3 separate regions of the Homo sapiens genome follow, and all the other regions are linked to region 1. Evidence: chromatin loops called from intact Hi-C (ENCODE). Cell type or tissue: heart right ventricle. All regions are shown on one strand. Each heading gives the region's core, and the rest is flanking DNA. Links, peaks and the distances in the headings are about the cores only.

The links. Hi-C counts contacts between places; a loop is a spot of excess contacts. Peaks named below come from ENCODE experiments on the same cell type or tissue, not always from the same donor. Only the 100,000 strongest peaks of a DNase experiment are listed, where the experiment ranks them.
Region 2: it touches region 1 in a loop (3-fold over the local background); 18 of 110 quality-filtered maps call a loop at or near these places.
Region 3: it touches region 1 in a loop (11-fold over the local background); 86 of 110 quality-filtered maps call a loop at or near these places.

What each region holds. Positions count from the first base shown.
Region 1 is chr14:74,359,152-74,366,328 of GRCh38, forward strand. It overlaps VRTN (vertebrae development associated), which reads left to right. Exons shown (of 2, transcript NM_018228.3): 2 at 1-857. Among named protein-coding and RNA genes, the nearest start is that of VRTN, 14 kb to the left of the region's middle. In heart right ventricle, for the core only: a CTCF peak has its summit at 3,349 (motif pointing right); a DNase peak (open chromatin) is centred at 3,380; H3K27me3 peaks cover 1,190 bases.
Region 2 is chr14:74,790,048-74,797,224 of GRCh38, forward strand. The region is part of intron 4 of YLPM1 (YLP motif containing 1); the gene reads left to right. Among named protein-coding and RNA genes, the nearest start is that of YLPM1, 30 kb to the left of the region's middle. In heart right ventricle, for the core only: a CTCF peak has its summit at 3,859 (motif pointing left); no DNase peak of the experiment used is centred there; H3K27ac peaks cover 3,276 bases.
Region 3 is chr14:74,471,846-74,479,022 of GRCh38, forward strand. It overlaps a transcript of SYNDIG1L not described here. Among named protein-coding and RNA genes, the nearest start is that of MIR4709, 4.8 kb to the right of the region's middle. In heart right ventricle, for the core only: no CTCF peak of the experiment used is centred there; a DNase peak (open chromatin) is centred at 4,496; H3K27ac peaks cover 438 bases.

The sequences.
Region 1 (7,177 bases), core at 894-5,893:
TTTAGTTTTTGGTTTTGATTTGAGTGGGTTGGTTGGCCCCCTTGCTGGAGTTGGAAGCCGTATGTATGTCAGGGGGTTTAGAGGGGGGTTGGTTAGCTAGAGCTGCTTTCAGCTTTTCCTGGAGACAAAAGGAGTGTTATAGCATGATCATCGGTCCCACTGGGCAGAACGTTATCTTCAGTTTCTTTTGGGGGTTGGCATCCTCTTTACTCAGTTGTTTCCCAAAGGAACATTAGGCTCGAATATGGGGGCCAGGTGTGGTGGCTTATGCCTGTAATCCTAGCGCTTTGGGAGGCCAAGGCAGGAGGATCACTTGAGGCTAGGAGTTAGAGACCACCCTGGGCAATGTAGTGAGACCTCATCTCTTAGAAAAAAAAAAAGAAAGAAAATCAAATGTAGAGCTGATCAGCAGCTTGTGCCTGGCATCCCCAAGGGAGAAGGTGCCAGGTCAGCAGGAGCAGCAGCAGGGATGTATAGAAAGAACCACAGCTGGCCTCTAAAGGATGGCACTGAGGCACCGGAGATCTTGAGGCACTGGAGATCACTGAGGGGCTGGCCTGTCCCCTGCAAGGAGTGTGGGACCAGGTGGGGCAAGGCTGGGAGATGCAGGCTCTGTTTGCAGATTATGGCCCAGAGTCTCTGCTTGTGGGTGCTTGATCCACCTGCTGGGACCCTGCAGTCCTCGGCCAGCCTGGCTGTCAGTTGGGGATTCCACCTTTCTGCTGAGCGTCTTCTCGGAGCTGGAGGCCCATCTTCAGTGAGAGATCACAAAGCGGCCAGGCAGGTGGGAGACTGAATTTGCCTTGTTCGAGAGTAACGTTTGAAAACCAAAGAAATAAAGTGATGCAGTGCCCACAGTGCTTGGTCTCTGGTATTTGTTTTGCCAGGATGTGATTGCCCATTCCCATGCTCCCCTTTGGCTTAAGGGGACAAGAGTGACCTTCTCTTTCTCGATGGGATGCACTCAGGTCTAGAGCTTGGGGGATGAAAAGAGTTATTCTGGGGACTCTGAATTGGATCTAGAAGTGACCTTGGGTGCTTTTCCAGCTGAAGGGTGGGGCTCTGGCTACCTGGAAATGCCCTCCCTCCCATGGGAGAAACCTGGCGTTCCCAGGTGGGGAAGGGGTTGCTGCCACCACAGGTTGGCTCGACAGGGGCCCACTGTGAGGCTGGCCCTGGGCCATGGAGGCCAGGCCAGCACCTGGAGTCAAGTCTGTGCCAGACATTCTATTTAGTCCTTGCAATGTGCTCGGGCAGGTAGGCCCAGTCCTGTGACTGGGACACTCTAAGGACACAGCCTTAGAGTGGCTAATTTGCATGCTCCCTCTGTCTGGTGGGACAAGGGTGAGGGCAGCCTGCTGTAATGAGCAGCAGCAGGGATGTAATGGGAGCTTTAAGCCCAGGCCTTTGCCTGTTTGGTGAGGGAGGAATCATTAGGGAAGAAGTTCCCGTAGGCCCTTCTTCTGTCTGGGTTTCCTGCAGTGGCTGGCATCCTTGTGCTCCTGGGGAGTCATTCTTGCCTCTGCTTTTTATTCACCCCACATCCAATCCATCAGCAAGTCCTATTGACGCTGACTCCAAATGATACCCAGAACCCTCTCTCCACTCTACTGCCATTGTCTCTCCTGGCCCACATCACAGCTTCCTACCCCATCTCCCTGCTTCCCTGCTTCCACTCTTGCCCCTATACCCCTATACAACCCATTATTTTTATGATTTTTTGAGACAGAGTCTCGCTCTGTTGCCCAGGCTGGGGTGCAGTGATGTGATCTTGGCTCACTGCAACCTCCACCTCCCAGGTTCAAGCAATTCTTTGCCTCAGCCTCCCAAGTAGCTGGGATTACAGGCACCTGCCATGATGCCTGGCTAATTTTTGTATTTTTGGTAGAGATGGGGTTTCACCACCTTGGCCAGGCTGGTCTTGAACTCCTGATCTCGTGATTCACCCACCTCGGCGTCCCAAAGTGCTGCAACCCATTATTTTTATTTATTTATTTTTTGAGTCAGAGTCTCTCTCTCTCACCTAGGGTGGAATGCAGTGGCACAATCTCAGCTCACTGCATCCTCCACCTCCTGAGTTCAAGCAATTCTCATGCCTCAGCCACCCATGTAGGTGGTATTATAGGCACGTGCCACCATGCCTGGCTAACTTTAGCCTTTTTAGTAGAGACGGGGTTTCACTATGTTGGCCAGACTGGTCTCGAACTCCTGACTTCAAGAGATCTGCCTGCCTCGGCCTCTCAAAGTGCTGGGATTATAGACGTGAGCCACCATGCCTGGCCCCTATACAACCCATTCTCCATAGAGCAGTGAGAGAGTTTATGAAATCGGATTTTCACTTTCCTGCCTAAAATGTGTCCGTGGCTTCCCTTTACTCCTAGAATTCCTTGTGCTGCTTTACAAAGCCCAGACAATCTGTCCCTGACTCTGCCTCTTGCTCCATGCTGGCCCTAACCCACCACGCTACAACCATACCAGCTGCCTCTGGTCTTGAACACTTGTTTCTGCTCTAAAGGCCCTTGCATTTGCTGCTATGGTCTAGAATGCTTTTCCCTGTCATATTTACATGGCAGACTTCTTACCATTCAGATCTCTGAGGGTCACCATCACACCACAGTTTTCATTCTCATGGTGTTTACTCCCATCTGATGTTTCTCTTGTTTATTTGTTTATTTGATTATTGCCTACCTCCCCAGCAGAATGTAAGCTCCATGAAAATCTGGGCTTTTCCCTGACTTGCTCACACCACTGTGTTCCCAGCAGGTAGATTCGTTCCTGGCATCATAGGTGCTAAAATGTGTTGAAAGAAGGAATGAGTGAAATGGGGTCTCTATCCCTTTCCTGCTGTTTTCCTTTGGGATTTGGTTTTATCAGACATAATCCCCCTTCCTCCATATTTCTTGTGGACCATTTTTCTGCATCCCCACAGCTACCCCCTAATCTATACCAGCATCTGTTCCTCATCTTTGATACTGGAACAGTTTTCAAACTGACTCTGCCTCCACTCAAACTATCCTAGTTCTTCCTGACAGGCCAGAATGATCCTACTGAAAGTCTGACTCACTGCTGGATTTCCCGTTGGCCCTCAGTACAAAATCCTAACTGTTTTGAGGCCCACCTGATTCTGGCCCCTACTTTCCTCTCCGGCTTATTTCTCCCCACCAACCCTCATTCAGACTGACCTTTCCCCCTGCATTCTTTTCTCCCTCCCACAAGTGGCATTGTTGAGGCTCTGTACTGAGCCCTGGAGTCTTCACTGAAGCCCCACCACCAATGTAACCATTTGACATTTGATGGAGGGGTTGGACTGGGAATGTTACCATCTGGCCTGCAATAGCCACATATAGCCAGCAGATGGCAATCGGGTGCAGCAACAGACAAAGTCTCTCTCTGGGTTCCCAATCCGCACGCGGCTCTGATTTCCCAACCCCCGGTGTATCCGCCTTACTGCTTTGGCCATCCAGGGTGGTAGCAACTTCCTGAGAACTACCCTTATCGGGGTTCTGGATTCTCCTATTTGCTCTTTTGCCTGAACTCTCAAACCAGAGCAAATCCTCTGATGCCTGGAGGAGTATCTCACAGCGGGGTCTAAAAACCACCTGGATCGCAGTCTCCGTGGGAACTTATTAGGAGCGTGAATTCCAGTGCCCCATTCACACCTGCTGACTCCAACCTGAGACATTGGAGAGGTAGTATATGCACACGGATGAGTTACATAACCTTGCTGTGCCTCACTTTTTCCATCTGTAAGATGGGATTACAGTAATGCCTATAGGATAGTATCCTGCACATAGTGTTAGATAAGCCCAGTTTCAGAACCTCTGGGAGTCTGATTCCTGTTTTCTAGGAGGAAGTCAATACCCATGGATACTGTCGTTCAAGGTTACCCTCTAGGTTAAAGACACTCCTGTCCCAGGACTGAAAGGTGTTTTTGCCAGAGGCTAGCCCTGAGCCCTGAACTCACAGGCAGAAATTTTAGCTTCTGTTGGAAGAAATTAAGATAAAAAATGGTATATCAATATTTATAGATTTGGAAAAGGTTTCATAAGTATGGATAAGTTATTCTTGTGTAGAAAAGCTGTTTCCTTTCTAATCTGCTTAGAAAGGCAGGGATACCAAGTGGTGACCGTATTTGCTAAGAATACTTCATGCTGATTTTTGAAATCAACATCTGTTGAACTTATTTGTATTTTTCTTCACCATTTTCTATCTCTGATGCAGTGTAGAAAGTCCAGTGAAATGAACAATGTGTGAATAAAGGAAGAAAAAAATGTGAGGTTAACTTTGCATCTTCTTCCAACATTCTGTGTATTTGTAATGTAACAAGTTCTTCTAACAATTTTTTTTTTTTTTTTTTTTTTGAGACGGAGTTTTGCTCTTGTTGCCCAGGCTGGAGTGCAGTGGCACAGTCTTGGCTCACTGCAACCTCCGCCTCCTGGGTTCAAGCAATTCTCCTGCCTCAGCCTCCTGAGTAGCTGGGATTACAGGTGTGCACCACCATGGCTGGCTAATTTTGTGTTTTTAGTAGAGACAGGTTTTCACCATGTTGGTCAGGCTGGTCTTGAACTCCTGACCTCAGATGATGTTAAGATTTAACAATCTTAAATATAAAAGCTTCACCTCCCCCCACAAAAAAATCCAGTGAAACATTGAATAATTTAAAAAAATTATCTCCACATTTATCCCCTGGAGGAAGAGGATTTTGGTGGAGATCAACATAAGCTGCTCCCCAAATGTTTCTCTGGAGTCCAGCACTCAGGCCCCAGGGCATTGCTGGTGGCTTCTGGGTCCTGAGCAGCCACCTCATATCCCAACTGCCACTCCTGGATGTCCCACCATTGCCTCATTCTCACTGCCTGCCAATCTGGGCTCATCCCCCCCATTACCCTGGGACACACTTCTCTGAGTATCTTTCACCCCAGTTTCTGCAGCATCAGGTTCTTAGTTAAACTGTCCAGAAAGCTAAGAGTTGTCCTAGAACGTTCTCTCTCCCATACCTCTATCCCAGCAGGACCCTAGAAAAATGGCGGGTTTCACAAGGTTGCACACTGCTGGGTAATCACAGGGAAGAGAATTCCATTGGTCCAGCCCATCCCTGTCCCATCCTTTCCCCTGAGCACAGCTTTCATGCCAGGTCACACCTGAGGCTACTGGACAAGTTTTGGCCAAGGGCTGTGTCGGCCCTGCTCACAAGGGATCTGGCAGATATAATAGGTTCCTATCTAGCAGCCTCTGAGAGGCTGAGCTGTGAGCTGAGGAGACAGAGCCGTTTGTATTCAACTCTTGTCCTCACAAAGCCCTCAGTTTGCAGCAGCCGTGGTGTGACACAGTGTGATAGAGGCTTCCATATGGAATGGGCAAAAAGTGCAGCAGGCTCACAGGAAGCCTATGCTGGCTGATCTGTGTCTGGTACCTTGTGGCCTATTTTCCGAGAATGAGCCAGCTCTTTGAGTGTCGGCTGCCTGGGAGTCTCTGGGAAATGCCTCAGTTGCCCCTCAGGTGACCCTAGTCACTTGTTGTAAAAGACCCATTCCAGTTTGGTGGCTGTCACAGGAGGATGGGAAGCTAGGGGACAGGGCTCGTGCCACCAGGCAGTTGTCAGGATGGGGCTGGAAGGCTGAGAAGCAAAGCCCTGAGAGTGTGTGCAGGGAAGCCTGCTCCTGCCCCTGGCTGTCCGCTTTCATTGGCCTGATATCTCACCAGAACCTTCTCCTAGTGTGATTGCTTCTCCCCAACCCCAGCCAGTGACACCCAGGTTACCTGTAGGGTGTCACTAGTGGGTTGGTAAGTGTTCCCATTGCTAGTTTATCTCATGGAAGAGGAGGAGGGAAGGTTTTAGATAAGAAGCAGCAGAAAGTAGGTTTAATGGTATAAAAATTTTTCCATGTGGCCAGGAGCGGTGGCTCTCGCCTGTAATCCCAGCACTTTGGGAAGCCAAGGCGAGTGGATCACTAGGTCAGGAGTTCGAGACCAGCCTGGCCAATATGGCGAAACCCCATCTCTACTGAAAATACAAAAATCAGCCAGGTGTGATAGCGGGCATCTGTAATCCCAGCTACTCTGGAGGCTGAGGTAGGAGAATCACTTGAACCCAGGAGGCGGAGGTTGCAGTGAGCTGAGGTCGTGCCACTGCACTCCAGCCTGGGCAACAGAATGAGACTCCGTCAAAAAAAAAATTTTTCCATTAAAAATGACTTTGAAAATAGCATGAAATCCACTTAACTCTAGGAGGTCTTCCCTGCCAGGCAGAGAGCTGGGGGAACAGAGATAGGAGGGCAGCCAGGAGGAGACTGGGCAAGCAGCTGCTCATGTATGACCCTCTGCCTGCGGAGACCACTGGGTTGGCAGAAGGCAGAAAGGTCACAGGGGGTCCTCGCCAATGCCTCACCCCACTCCATACTGCAAGCCCCAGGGCCAGGAGGAGGAGAAGTGCAGGCTGTGGGGTCAGGGAGGTATTTGGGGAGCATCCAGGCTGAGTGGCTTTTGGTTCCCTTTCCTTCACCTGCCTCCCTCCCCCGCTGCAGCTCATCCTGGCTCAGACAGTTGCCTCTGCAGTATGGCAGACTGCAGGTATTGACAGTCAAGATCAGTTTCTAGGCTCCTTAACTGGGCAGAGTTATCTGTTGTCACTTAAGTTAGAATTGGGAGGGTGGGCCGGGCATGGTGGCTCACGCCTGTAATCCCAACACGTTGGGAGGCTGAGGCAGCCGGATCACCTGAGGTCAGAAGTTTGAGACCAGCCTGGCCAACATGGTGAGACCCCCGTCTCTACTAAACATACAAAAATTAGCCGGGCATGGTGGCAGGTGCCTGAAATCCCAGCTACTCAGGAGGCTGAGTCAGGAGAATTGCTTGAACCTGGGAGGCAGAGGTTGCAGTGAGCTGAGATTGCACCACTGCACTCCAGCCTGGGCAACAGAGCGAGACTCCATCTCAAAACAACAACAACAACAACAAAACCAAAAACAAAATTGGGGCACAATGGCACATGCTTGTAATCTTAGTGCTTTGGGAGGCTGAGGCAGGAAGATCGCTTGAAGCCAGGGGTTCAAGGCTGCCAGTGAGCTATGACTGAGCCACTGCACTCTAGCCTGAGTTACAGAGTGAGATCTTGTGTCTAAAAATAAGAGAAAAAAAAAGGCCAGGTGCGGTGGCTCACGCCTGTAATCCCAGCACT
Region 2 (7,177 bases), core at 1,127-6,126, 430 kb after region 1:
TCAGTTTTCAAAAACCTGCTAGAATTTTGATGAGCATTGCATAGAATCCATTGACCATTTGGAGGAAGAATTGAAATCTTTATAATATCAAGGCTTCTGATCAGTCACAACTATGTTTTGACTGGCTTTAGGATTGGAATTGTGGACTTTTTCCATTCTATAGCTATCTTACTAGGATTAGTAAGGGACTGTGAGTGCTATAGGTTTTCTTTATATTTCCATTTGTTATGGTTGTTCTTGTTTATAGTGATAACTTATCTTTGGGAATTTTAATTTTAGGACCTTGGTTATACATATTTAGAAAACAGGTGCTATTTCACGTGAAAAGAAAACAGGAAGGAATTTAATTCCAAAATTTGGTATCTTGTAATTCCCATGGTTTGTTAATTTTAATATGTTTCTGCAAATAGTATAATACATAAAATACCTTCTTTAAAAGTATTTGTATAACTGCATCATACCTCTTAGGTTTTTACATTTTGGAGTTTTATATCAAATTTTGAAATTTTTATAATTCTAAGGTATTTATACCTAGTTTTAGGGGTTTTTTAAGAGATTTATAACACACTTAACTATACAAATAAACACTTTCTAAATACTTAAAACCAGATATTTGCTTATTTTTCTTTTTATCTTACCAAGGTACAATGCATGCGTTTTTATGTGATTGTATTTAGTGAATTTATGTAATGTTTCTACTATATTTTAAATACATGTTTTTATATGTCAAAAGGGTCATAGTATTTCATTATATTTAAAGGTGGCTTATTTTCATACAGATTTTTAATATGAGTATCTCTTGATATATTTGTTACAAAGCCTTAAAAGGTCTCTAGTTTTATAAATGAAAACGGTTTTGAGTCTGTCATTTTGTAACATCTTTGAACTTTGAAAATTTGAAAGTCCAGTAATAGACAGGTGCAGTGGCTCATGCCTGTAATCCTAGCGCTGTGGGAGGCTGAGGCAGGTGGATTACTTGAGCTCAGGAATTTGAGACCAGCCTGGGCAACTTGGTGAATCCGCATCTCTACCAAAAATACAAAAATTATCCGAGCCTGGTGACATAAAAAATTAGCCAGGCATGGTGGCAGGCACCTGTGGTCCCAGCTACTCGGGGGACTGAGGTGGGAGGATCACTGGAACCCAGGAAGTCTAGGCTGCAGTGAGCTAGGATCATGCCACTTCATTCCAGCCTGGGTGACAGAGTGAGACCCTGTCTCAGAAAAGGACAAAAAAAAATCAAATAGTGATAAATATTTGCCATTTATATGTAGTGTTGAAAGTGTATTTCAAATGGTTTCAACAATTTCTGGCCCCCAGAATGAAAATAAAATGATGGGCCTTGGCTGTTGATCAGCAATTTGGTCTGAAAACAAAGCACCCTACCCTTTCAACCCTTCTGCCATGTCCTCTTATCTGCACACCTTTTAATGCCTCCTACTTCCTTTGTCCTTTCTTCTGGCTTTTACACATGCTCTTTTCTTTGTCTGGAATTCCCTTCTTGCCATTCTTTGCTTTATTTATTCCTATTTTTCCTGCCCTGGGGCAGCACTTCAGTAATTACAGATTGGGATTATTTAATGAAATCAGACATTGGGAATACTTTGGTTAGCAAGACAAACATGTTCCATATTTATCAAATTCTGTTCTAATTGTTGAGTTAATTGTCTCACTCTTCCTGTGGACAGTGAACTCCTTGAGGTTAGGCATGACTCTCTTTTTAGCACCAGCTCATTACCTGACAATCAGTATGTGTTCAGTGAAAGTTGCTTCTTCCAAAATGTCAGTCATGGATAAAATTCTCAAGGCATTCACAATTTTGTTAGGAAGGGACTTTGCTCATATTTAGAATTTGATTAGAATACTAGATAACATGTTAATAAGGTCTCTCATGGACTCTTGTACATTGTGGAAGATAGTCTTCTTTTATCACTTATGTGAACAAATAATTGCTACATTTAATACATAGCAAATGATTTTATACAACTTTAATGATCTGATATATTATTGAGGCACTTTAAATTAATAAGTGTAATTCCGAGAAAGGAACCACACCTTCACAAGCCCTAAAGCGGCATACTTTTTTTTCCTTCTGTAAATATATACTCTCCATCCTTAGCATTGTGATGTATATACTTTGACAAGTTTCTGGTCACCTTCTTTCGCCTTTGCCCATTATAGCTCTGCCAAGCCTTCACTACTTCGCATAGACCATCTACTCTAGTGCTGCTTTCTCAATCTTAGCAAACATTTTTATTTTGCATTATATTTATAATTTAGCTTCCTGCCTTACAGGAAATCAAGTTTACCTATCAAGCCCAGTAAAACATCTCACTTCTAACCCTTAGCTTTACTTAGCATGCTCATAATCTTGTAGTCTCAGGAGAAGCGGCCCTTCTGATGAGAGCTAATCCTCTCTCTGTGCCCTTTAAAGAGATACAGTTTACATTTTTATCAAAGTGATTCATATGCATGGTTTAAAAAAATTGGGCCAAATGGCCACCCACTGCTCCATGCCCTCCAAATGTTTTTGCCAATGGCATCCTCTTTCAATTATTTAGCTGTTTCTTTTGGTCGCCATCTTCATAGCACTAAATAATTATGTTGCCCTTTTCACTACTTAAACACTTACACATTTTAGATATTACATATTTATTTAACTGTCCTGAAAAATAAAGTTTTCGTTCTTCCTCAACACTCTGCCATATGGGTGTTAACTACAGCATTCCCCTTGCTGACCCTCCGGAATGTGATTTGCTGTTTATCGAATCTCATGGCTTCCTGTTACCATTCAGTACCTCCATTTCCTGGAGTGCATGCTCAAGTAACTTGCTAAGGAAGTGTGGGTGAGGGGTAAATTTTCTGAGTCGTCCTGTATCTGACAATGTCTTTATTCTAATCTCACACTTACTTGCTAATTTGGATATAAAATATGATGTTGAAGATAATTATTCCTCAAGGTTTTAGGATCATTGTTCTATTTTGTTCTATCACATTGTGTAGGTGTTATACTGTTCTGATTCTTTTCCTGTTTTGGTGACCTCCTCTCTCCCAAACTTAAAAAATCTCTGGTATTCTGAAATTTCAGTGTTTTTTGTTTGCTTATTTAGTTTTATTATTAATTGTACTGAGTAGTCAGTATGCTGGCCCCTTTCTGTCTAGAGATTGGAATCTCTTAACTTTGGGACATTTCTTTGTGCTATTTCTTCATTCATTTTTTTTCTCTCGTTTTCTGTTTCTGGAACTCTTCATTAGTAGGATTTTGGATCTGTTGGATTGATTATCTTTGTGCCTTTTATCTTACATTTTGTTGTACTTCCTGAGATACTTTAACTTCTAGTCCTTTATTGCATCTTTTATTTTGAGAATTGGAAATTTTTTTTTCTGTGGTTCTTCTGGCGTTGATCTTTTTTATAAATAGCACATTGTTCTTGATTTATAGATGCAGTCTCTTTAAGAATCTCTCTGAGGATAACAATTTGAGTTGAAAGTTCTTTTCTGCTTTTTGCATTCTGTTTTCTCCAAATTCAGATCCTATTTATTTATCTTTAGTTTTTCTTTCATTTTGGACGTGTTCCTCAAATATCTAGCAATCCTTGGCTGTGCATTTATGTTTAAGCATGGAAGACACTGACAAACTGATTGGGAGCTCTGTGTATATGAGAGGGGCTTGTTACCTGTCAGGTTTCTGCTTTATGTGAATAGGGTAAGGAACTGTTACTACTGCTAGGGGACTCTCAAATTCAAGGATTTAAGAGACATTCAGCCTAAGGAAAGGCTGGTTGATGGTTCCGAATATAGATTTACGTATTTTTAGCCCCAAGTTTTACTCCTTTCCTTCCCTAGCACCCCCTAGTGTCTGAGAATCCTGACCTTCTCTGAGGTTCTCTGGGCAAGCCAGCCTTCTTTTGATTTTATCCCTTTCTGCCATCAGTACTCTAAACTGGTTTCTTCCTGCTCTGTAAGTTACCACTCATATTTGTTCTTTGTCTTTCAGAATGTACAAACAAGATTTTCATCTTCTGATTACCTCCTCTCTCTGTTTATTATGGGTTTGTGTATTTTTGAGTTCCTTGCAATGGGTTTGTAAAAGGTCAACTTGGCTGAGCTAAACTCCATTTCCCAAAATTCCCTTTCTCTCTCTTTTTTTTTTGAGACAAAGTCTCACTTTGTCACCCAGGCTGGAGTGCAGTGGCACCACCTCAGGCTCACTGCATTCTCCACCTCTTGGGTTCAAGTGATTCTCCTACCTCTGCCTTCCGAGTAGCTGGGATTATAGGCACACGCCACCATGCCCAGCTTAAGTTTTCTATTAGTAGAGACAGGGTTTCACCATGTTGGCCAGGCTGGTCTCTAACTCCTGACCTCAAGTGATCCACTCGCCTCCGCGTCCCAAAGTGCTGGGATTACAGGCGTGAGCCACCGTGCCTGGCAGTCTTTCCCATATGTTTCTGATTAGGTTGGGTCACAGGGAGATTTTCACACCTAACATGAGACATTTATTGCTGGACAACCAAAAACATTCTCTTTCCCCAGAAAAGCACACAAAGTCTTTTTTTTTTGTCTTTAAGATAATATTAGTTCATCCTTCTCCACCTGATTCACACTCCCTCTTTCATGTTCTGTAACTTAAATACTGAAATATAAGGTTAACTCTTATTAACACATGTTAGATAATAAGGAAGAAAACTAATGAACCAAAAAATATTTGGTTAATACACACACACACACACACACACATATTTAAACACAAATATATCAAATTAAGGAAGAAATATTTGTAACTATTGTAGTCCATATTTCTGCAATGGTCATGTGGTCATAGCTGGTATATATGTTCTTCCACTACTCATTCCATATTCCCTTTGCTCTAAGTAAGTACTTCAGCCAGTTCGGATTCCTTGCCTCATGGGGTGACCCAGGCTTTCATTCTTGAAAGATATGGGCTATTAGCAGTTCTTTCTGAATTACTTCTGCTGTTTGCAGTTCTACAAAACCCTTTGCAATTTTCCGTGGACTTGAATCTCAGGACATGGGAAATACTAAGAGATGTCCTAGAGGATCTCTTGCATTTCAGACACACTTCACTTCACCTGTATTGTGCAATAGTCACTCAAATTCCTCTTGAAAGTTAGGGTCAGTTATCCCCAGTGAATACAGTAACCCTCTCCATTGCCTCTTGATTTGGAACTTCAGAGTAAAGTTGGGGTCTCAACTTCAGGTTAGTGGAATCATTTGTTGTGTCCCCTAGTGGATGTGTTCGTCTCTTTGAAACTAGACTTTTAGAACAACAAAGCCTAAAGTCACAGGGATAGGAAATAAATATTTTGCCAACACTGAATTTATTAGTCTTCATTGATTTCCCAAAGAAATGAAAGAAAAAGCCTCCTAGCACTCATTAAAAGTCATGAAAGGCATCACTGTCTACTACTCAGTCACCTAAGCCAGAAACCTTGGAATCATCTTAAATTCTTCCCTTACAACTATCATTTTATTTCTACTGGTGACAAAATCCTATCAATTCTACCTTATTTTACATCTCTCACTTTTATCCCCTCCTCTACATTCTCATATCAGTCACTGCCTTAGACTAGGCATCACCTTCACTTACCCAAATTGTAAAGATGATCTTTAAACTTTTTGTCTCTGTCCACTATTTTTCTGCTAAAGCAATCTTTTAAAAATCAGACTATATTTAGTGGCTCTAAGTGCTTATAAGGTAACACCAAACTCCTTAACCAGCTGAATTAATTTATCTGTTATAATCGAGATCCAAGTCAGATGGCTTTAACAAGTTAGAAGTTTATTCTCTCTTAGGACTTAGGTGATGGTTCAGGAATCCAGTTCCTTCTGATTTACCTGGTCTTGGATATTTCACCACCATGTCAGAACCAGCATGAAAAAGGAAATGGAGAAGAGGAGGATGTGCCCTTTCCTTTAAGGGGACAACCCAGAAGATGTGCAAATCATTTTCACTCTCAGCTCCTTGGCCAGAACTTGGCTGCCAGTTCTAGCTGCAAGAGATATTGAGAAAGAGAGTCTTGTCTGGGGGGCCTTGTGTCTAGCTACAGGAGGCCTGTTATTGTAGATAAGTGGGGAATGGGTATTGGAAGACCACCAGTAGTCTCTGCCACATGAGGCATACACAATCTTCTGGAGAGTGATCCTCGCTTACTTCTTTACCTTATTTTTTAGTGTGCTGCTTTTCCACATTTCCCTCTTTATCAGCTCTCTTGACTCTGTTTCCCCTTTGCATTAGCCATGCTAAACTATTTGCACTTCCAAACATGCTCTGCTGATACACGTTTCTCCGCCTTTCCTCTTGCTTCCTTAGCTTGAGGTGCCCTTGCCACATACTTTCCTCATCTCCAACTCATTCTGTCAGCTTGATTTCAGAGAAGTTGTCTTTTAAAACTCAACATAAGCCTCTCCAATTCTGTTTTCCTTATTGTGTACACATAGACTTGAGACATTACATCTCTTGGTACTTATTTACACTTAGATTATCTTTATATTTTGTTGTAAACTCTTTGAGGGCACATATGACATTTTATTCTTGTATCTCTTGGATGTAATGTAATGCCTGACAGATAAAGGATGTGTACTTTCTTTTTACTGGATGAGCAAGTGGGTTTATAGCAAAAATAACTGTGCAGACTTTTTAAAATGTCAGAACCTACTCTTAAGATAGGGCTACTGTTTCTTTTTTTTTTTTTTTTAACTTTTGTCAATCAAAATGTTAGTGCTAGCTCTAACAATATTTATAATCATCCTATATTTTCTTGTTAGTCTTTTCATATTTAGTTTTTAGTTACAATTTAATTCCAGAAGTGCTCAGAGTTAGTTATGGAATTTGTTAATTTTTTTCTCTTTAAAATGAGCAGCCTTTTCTGTCTCCTAAGGCACAGTATTTATAATTGCTTTTTTTTTTTTTTTTTTTTGAGACGGAGTCTCACTCTTGTCACCCAGTCTAGAGTGCAATAGCGTGATCTCAGCTCACTGCAACCTCTGCCTCCCAGGTTCAAGTGATTCTCCTGCCTCAGCCTCCCAAGCAGCTGGGATTTGCAGGCACCTGCCACCACACCTGGCTAAATTTTTGTATTTTTTTTTTTTTTTTTTTTTTAGTAGAGATAGGGTTTCACCATGTTGGCCAGGCTGGTCTTGAACTCTTGATCTC
Region 3 (7,177 bases), core at 2,068-7,067, 110 kb after region 1:
TTTGGAGGTACCCATGGTTCTCTGACTCTCTTCCTGAACTACCACTGAAGTCATAGCGTTAACATATTTAAAATCTCAGATGAATTTTTGTAATCATACGAAATTTATTATCGACTCTATATTGGTATTGGTTTCGATATAAAATGATCCTCTTCTTCCCCAACCTCATACTCCTCAAGTTCTACTTATAACACTGGAGCAGCAGGAAAACGGACTAATTGTATCCCATCTTTTGTATCCCTGGCATACTATCTTACACCCAAGGAACACAAGTACCCCTGAGAATCAGAGTTATAGATACTCAATACCTATTTATTGATTTCAAAACCCAGAGAGGTGTAAGACACCAGGGCCTTGGAATTCTCCCTCTCTCCCTCTACATTTTTCCTTTCTTCACCCTCTAGTCCTTCATGCCTTCTGGTCTGGGACACCCCTCCCCTGGCTTTTACCTTCTTTCTGCACATTTCTTACAGGGGCTCCCTGTTTGGTTCTGGTCCTTATTTTTGCATTTGGCATTGTTTTAGTTTTGAACACAGAACCATTTAGGCCCAAGGCAAATGGTGGCCCAAAAAAGATAGTTAATCATTCCATTAATTAATTATCTCAAAAACCACATATAGATCTGCTCCTTGGACTAATAGCTGTGCTGGACAGTGGGAATACAGTGATGAGCAAAATGGAAATGTTGTCTCTCCCAAAGATGCCTTCAAGGGACTGGGAAAGCCAGACATTGATCAAATAATTATACCAGTATATAGTGTTGAATTGTGTCATGAAGGGAGAGAGCAGAGTGCTATGAAAATGTATAGCAAGGTGTTTGATCTGATCTGGGGGAGGTGGTCAGGGAGGGCTTCCTGGAGGAAGGGACATTGCAGGAGAAATGAGGATGAGTAGGAGTTAACTAAATGAAAAGGGGTTGTGGGGCAGCATTTCAGGCAGCAGAGCAGCATGTGTAAGAGTCCTGTGGCTGGAGGAAGGAAGTACAGCCAATTTGAGGAATTGAAAGGAGACTGATGTGGCTAGAGCAAAGACAGAGAAAGAAGTGGTGTAATGTGGGCTGGAGAGTCAGAGGAGGGGGGCGGAATTCTAAAATCCAAATAGATCATGACAGCTGGGTATACACTAGGGTCGGGACATCACCAAGTATGCTTACTCAGGTCCAGAGTAAATTAAGTAGGAGGAACTTTAAATAAAACCAAATTAACCAAGACCAGTAATGCAGGAGGAGGTAAATTCACCGTAAGAAATACTCCAGGCTGGGCGCGGTGGCTCATGCTTGTAATCTCAGCACTTTGGGAGCCCGAGGCGGGTGGATGGATCACTTGATGTCAGGAGTTTAAGACTAGCCTGGCCAATATAGTGATACCCCGTCTCTACTGAAAGGCAAAAATTAGCAGGGTGTGGTGGCAGGCGCCTGTAATCCTAGCTACTCACGAGGCTGAGGCAGGAGAATCACTTGAACTCGGAAGGCGGAGGTTGCAGTGAGATGAGATCATGCCACTGCACTCTAGCCTGGGCGACAGAGTGAGACTCCATCTCAAAAATAAATAAATAAATATATAAATACTCCAAAAAATCTCAGAAGATATGTTGGCTGAATGAATGATGGATAAATAAAGACCTAGTACATGATTAAGTGTCTCCATTTCCAGCCACTTTCTAAGCAGAGGCCTGACCTGGCTCTGCCTCTTCCAGAGCAAATCACCTCAGTACTCTTCCTTTTTGCTGCCATGGCATTCTGTACATGTGACTATCATGGCTTTGTCCCACTGGATTGCAGTGATGGTTTGCTGCTAGCTTCTCTCATTAGACTCTAAGCTCCTTGAAGGCAAGGACCATGCCCTACTCATTTTTTCATTCCCAGTGCCCAGCACAGTGCCTGGCACATAATAGGTGCTCAGTAAGTATTGGTTGAAGGAATGCATACTGTCCTGTCCATATAAATTCCACCAGACTTCATGATGATCAGGATGACACAAGTGTACAGCTGCCTAGGCCTCCTATACCCTCGGAACTAGAAGCCAACATTTCAGGAGAGCCAGCTGCATTACAGTCCTGTTTTGCAGTCAAAGAAAGGCATTCACTGAGTCAGTCTCAACCTTGTTCTTCTGGTGACCAAATCTGGGACCTTGTTTTCCTTGTGAGGTTTTCTGTGAGGGTGCCCAGACAGCTCATCAAGCCAATGGGATCTAAGTAGGAAAATCCAACGGATTAACTGCTAGTCCTCTGCACTAGCCTATGATATTAATATTCCCAGTATGAATAGGCTTTGTATTTCCAAGCTACACATGCACATCCATTGTTTCCTTTTGTCTACACAACACCTCTATGAGGTATTTAGCTGAAAGAGGTTAAATGGTTGATCCATGGTCCCATGGCAAGTCAGTCAGGCCTGGAGGCTTTTTCTCCTACATTCCCCTGCCTTACTCCCTACCCCAGAAATTTCTCTGTTACCCACCTTGACAGGAGATGGTTCTCAGTGGCCACTGTCTGGGAGATGCTCTGTGTAGCTCTTTGGGCCTTGTTCCTGCCAAGCCAAGCCTTGGCAAACTCTGGTGGGAAGCTGAGGGGGTTGGCCAGGAACTTCAGAGATTCAGTGTATGGGGAGAGAGAGTTGCATAAGCCGGGTCTGCTTTCTCTCTTTCTCCCAGAGGCAACCTGATGCAACTTGCAGCTACAGAGCCATCTTCATGGCTTCTTGCTTCAGCCAGAGCAATCAGGAGGGAGAGGCAGGCTGAACTGAAGACAGACAGCAGCCAGGAGGGGAGGAGGAGCCATTTCTGCCTGAGCCCAGGGCCAGGGAGCCTTCAGGCTGGAGACAAGCTGGTGTCAATGAATCTTACAGACAGATGACAGCTGGCTTCTAGAAGATGTGAGCCCTGGCCCTGCTCTGGAGCTGCCCACTCAGGATGAGGCAATGCCGTGCCCTTCTTCAGGAGAATGAAACCTAGCCCACTGTTACTCTTTTCTTCCCTTTGGAGACAAGGCTGCTATAGGGTTAAATGGTCTGATCCAAGACCTACAGAAAAAAGACATTTTTCCCTATTAAAAAAATTCATTAAACAATTGCTGAGGTCTAGGCATTTATTGAAAGATGAAAGGGTAGTCTCTATTCTCAAGATGTTTACAGTCTAGTAGGAAGGTAAGCAGACACATAAAAATCATACATGAAAAAGAATGTGGTTAAGTGTCTTAAAAAGAGAGGGTTAGAATCTGGCTTAATGAAGGCAAACCAGAGTGTGGCATCAGAGAGGCCATCAGTCTTGAAAGGCACCTGGAATTAAATTTGGAAGACAAATGCATGGCAAATGCCTATGATTCTAGGCCACTGAGCAGTTTCCATGGCTGCAACCTTCCTTTTTTATCTAGGATGATAATAATAATACTAACGACCTTTCTCAGCTACTTATTATGCGTCAGGTACTGCACTGAGCACTTTGCATCCCCCATCTCATGTCATCATTAGAACCACCTGAGGTGGGTATATTCTTATCATCCTGTTTTACAGCTGAGGAAATTAAGGCCCTAAGAGGTTAAGGAACTCATCAAAAGTCAAGCAGCTGGAAAAAGTTGGAGGTGAGATATAAACCCAGCTTGTATTTAACATTTTAAATGTTACAGAAATCTGTAAACAACTACTGCTTCCAAAAGTGAAAACCTCCCCACAGATTCTGGGGAAGTGCTCAACTGTCCTGTGGAGCAGTCCAAGTTCTAGTGGCATCTCTCTCTCTCTCTTTCTCTGGTGCCAGGCTCTTAGACTCTGAAGCTCCTGGGAGGGTCTGAGACTAACAATTCCAGGCAGGAAAAAGGCAAGATTAGGAGAAAAAAAAATCAGCATCACAAATCTCAGAATTCTGCAGAACCAAGTGAAAGTCTCCTGGGCCCAACATATCTGAAATGGTCTCTAAAGCAAATGTCTTGGCCTTAGTCTCCATCCTAAGCCTCTCTGGAGTTCAGAGATTTTCCCCGCCCTCACAATATGAGTAACTAGAAAACGATTCATCTGTGTCCATTTGCCAGTGGTTCTTCAACTTCCTTTCAGCGTCTCAATGCATCATAAGCTGTTAGTCCTGACAGAGGCTTTAGTGATTAGTCCAATCCCTTCAATTTGTACATTACACATTAACAGTGGTTAATGGAAGAGCTTCTGGGATGTTTTCTCTTTGTTTTAGTAAAAAAATCATCTTACCACTAAACACTAATGTGAGAGTTACTTTGATTGCAAAACAGAAAAGAATCTTACAAGCATTGTGTGTGTACACTGAGAATCTCCATCAAACCTCATCTTTCCTATGTTGATCCATTTGCAGTATCCCCCTTTGTGGCAGAGGCATATGGATGGTTGAGGGTGTAGTGGGCAGAGCAATGCATTTCTCCAGCGCTGAGAACAGTCTGCTGCTGCTGGCCTGCTCTCTGCTTTTTGATCTGGCACACCCAGCAGCTCTGCCATGTTCAAGGCCAGCAGCCATCCATTTGTCTGCCAGGCTCCTTCTTGGCCTTACCCACTGGCAGTCAGAGCTAAGCTGATCTTTCTGCCTGCTGGCTGCTTATCTGGGACATATGATTTGTGGAGGACGGCCTGCTAGAAGGGAGCCGTCCTTCTCCAAGCCCCTGCAGGTGAGGGGAGCCACACTGACATGCCACGTCTGCTCCAGAATCTCAGGCTCTTAGTCTCCATTTGCAACTGCAAACACCTGTGCTCTGTGGCTAGCATTGGGCAGTGAGCAGAGAACAGGCATGGGAACATCTGCAGAAAGTAGAAGAGGTCACTGTTCTTCTGCCCCAGTCGAGAGGAGCTGGCCGGATCCACTCACCCACATTGCCCACCCTCTTCCAGGACCCTTGAGCCACCTATGCAGGCCATCTCCTGGTCTCCACCCTCCCCTCCACCCCTTTTTAGGAACCAAACCCCTGGTTTGGAGAGCCTGGTAGGTTCCCATAGCAATGGGCCTTTTAGCTGTTTCCATGGCAACCAACACCCAGACCATTTAGTTGCTAGTCAACTGACAGCTGTAAGTGAATCGGATTCAGTTTAGAATCTAGGGATAGGCTGAGGAATTCTCTTCAGAGAAAAAGACACAACCACCCAAAATGACTCAAATCCTTCAAAGACTTTCAGGCAACATCTGTGGAGATCCAGAGCCACTTTCTACTTTGGGTCACTCAACCCTGTCTCCCCCCAGCCCCATTCCCAACACACACACACACACACACACACACACACACACACACACACACACACACAACCCTGTCTCCCCCCAGCCCCATTCCCAACACACACACACACACACACACACACACACCCTCGCCTGAGTGTTCCAGGCCTTTAAATAAGGCATACCCCAACCTCTATTTCCTGTTCTGTCTCTTCCTTGGGAAAAACACTTGTTTAACGTGACTTTCACCTTGGCGACTTTCTTACACGACTCCTTTTTCTGTGCTAATGCTTTTCTTATATACTGTAACCCTGTCCTTGTACCAACCCATTTAACCATTGCTTTTTGGATTATCTGAAGTGAATGGCTGATCCCAGATCATTTTCTCTTAGTTGACCTCACCTATTTCAAGCCACTCTTCCTATGTCTGGAGGGTGTTCTCAGAGAACAAGCTGTTTTTATCAACCTTTCCAAAGCATAATCAAGATCACCCTGTTTCTTTTCTGAAAGACTTTGTGTTAAAAAAAAAAAAGATCACTCTGTTCCTTTTAAAAAAAGTCAACTAAGATTTAAAAACCAAATATGCAGGATTTAAAATTACTCCATGCTTGTTGCTTTTTATTAGTATGAAGATTTGACTGAATACTAGTCTTCATATTTAACCTTTTCCCAAACTGGAGATATGAGGTGTTGGGTTCCCTTTATTCTATAAGCAGGGGTGCCCCTCATTATTATTTCAACAATTAGAATCTGGGATTTATCTGTCCTGGAATTCATGTAAGAGCTGAGCCTCCAAAACCTGCTCCGTGGACTAGAAAAGCATGAGACGGTCATTGGAAAGAGGATGACCTTTTTGATATACCTAAGATTCAGTGCTTCTCAATGTTTTAATGACTCACGGGGGCGTCTGTGAACTGTCTGTAGAAGACGACCTTTCAAACTAATCCCCCCACGGGAGCCCTACCTAGCTCACGGCTGCAGGCTTCATGTAGCCCCGCGATGGCTGGCAAACAGTCACAAGCTGTTGTGTTCCCCTTTTGCTCTGATGGAAGGGTATAAACTAGCCGAAATACTTTTTAATTTCGATTTCTGAAATATCTACTTATACTCTTTGTCTTTAGTGCTTCCCCACCCTTTTCATTATCACTCCTTACAGGAGCTTTTATGGACCTTTTAATCCTAATCGACCACCCCACCAAATTTTAATACCGCAGATATAATATGTATCTGTTTATGTATTATCTGTCTGTTCCTGCTTTACACATAAAAAGATTAAGAATTTTTTTGTCCCTAAGAACAAATTTTCACAAAGAATGCAAGTTATAAACAATGAAAGATATACAGTATTAAAACATTGTTTCAAATTTGAAGAATAAGTGGAGGAAAGAAAAATATATTTTAGAACTTAGATATGTAAATTATTTCCAAAATAGTTTAACACTCAAACTAGTCAGCTGTATCAAAATCAATTCTCCCTGAAGTAGGCACTGTTCCTAGCTAGAGGCAAGTACTCATTTTGCATGGTATTGTGAGTCCTGTCTTCTTTTAACACAAGGGCAGAGGAGTATGCAGGGTGGGTAGCTGTTAACTTCAAAGGAGCTAAATGGCATGAGAAATCTTCTGGGAATAGGGAGACAGTGGACACATGAGAATTGAGCTTTTCCAGGCCTTTCAGAAAGTTCTTGTGCACAGAGGATAGCCTCATCCTTCTGAGGAGACATCATCAAATCTCAGATTGAACCTTCTAATTTTCCTGCTATTTGTAGACAAAGAAGAATGTCTGTCTCCCAGAGTGACAGCTAACATTTAGAGAGTATATACTATAGCCAGGGTCATTCTAAGTGTTTTACATGCCTCATCTCATTTAGTCTTCACAGCCCTATTATTATTAGTCCTATTTAACAGATAAGGAGACTGACACACAGAGAGATGAAGTGATTTCAAGATCACACTGGTAGTCCTGTTAATTGTTGGTGCCAGGATTCAACCATAGGCAGTCCGAAGCCAGAGACCCGCACAAC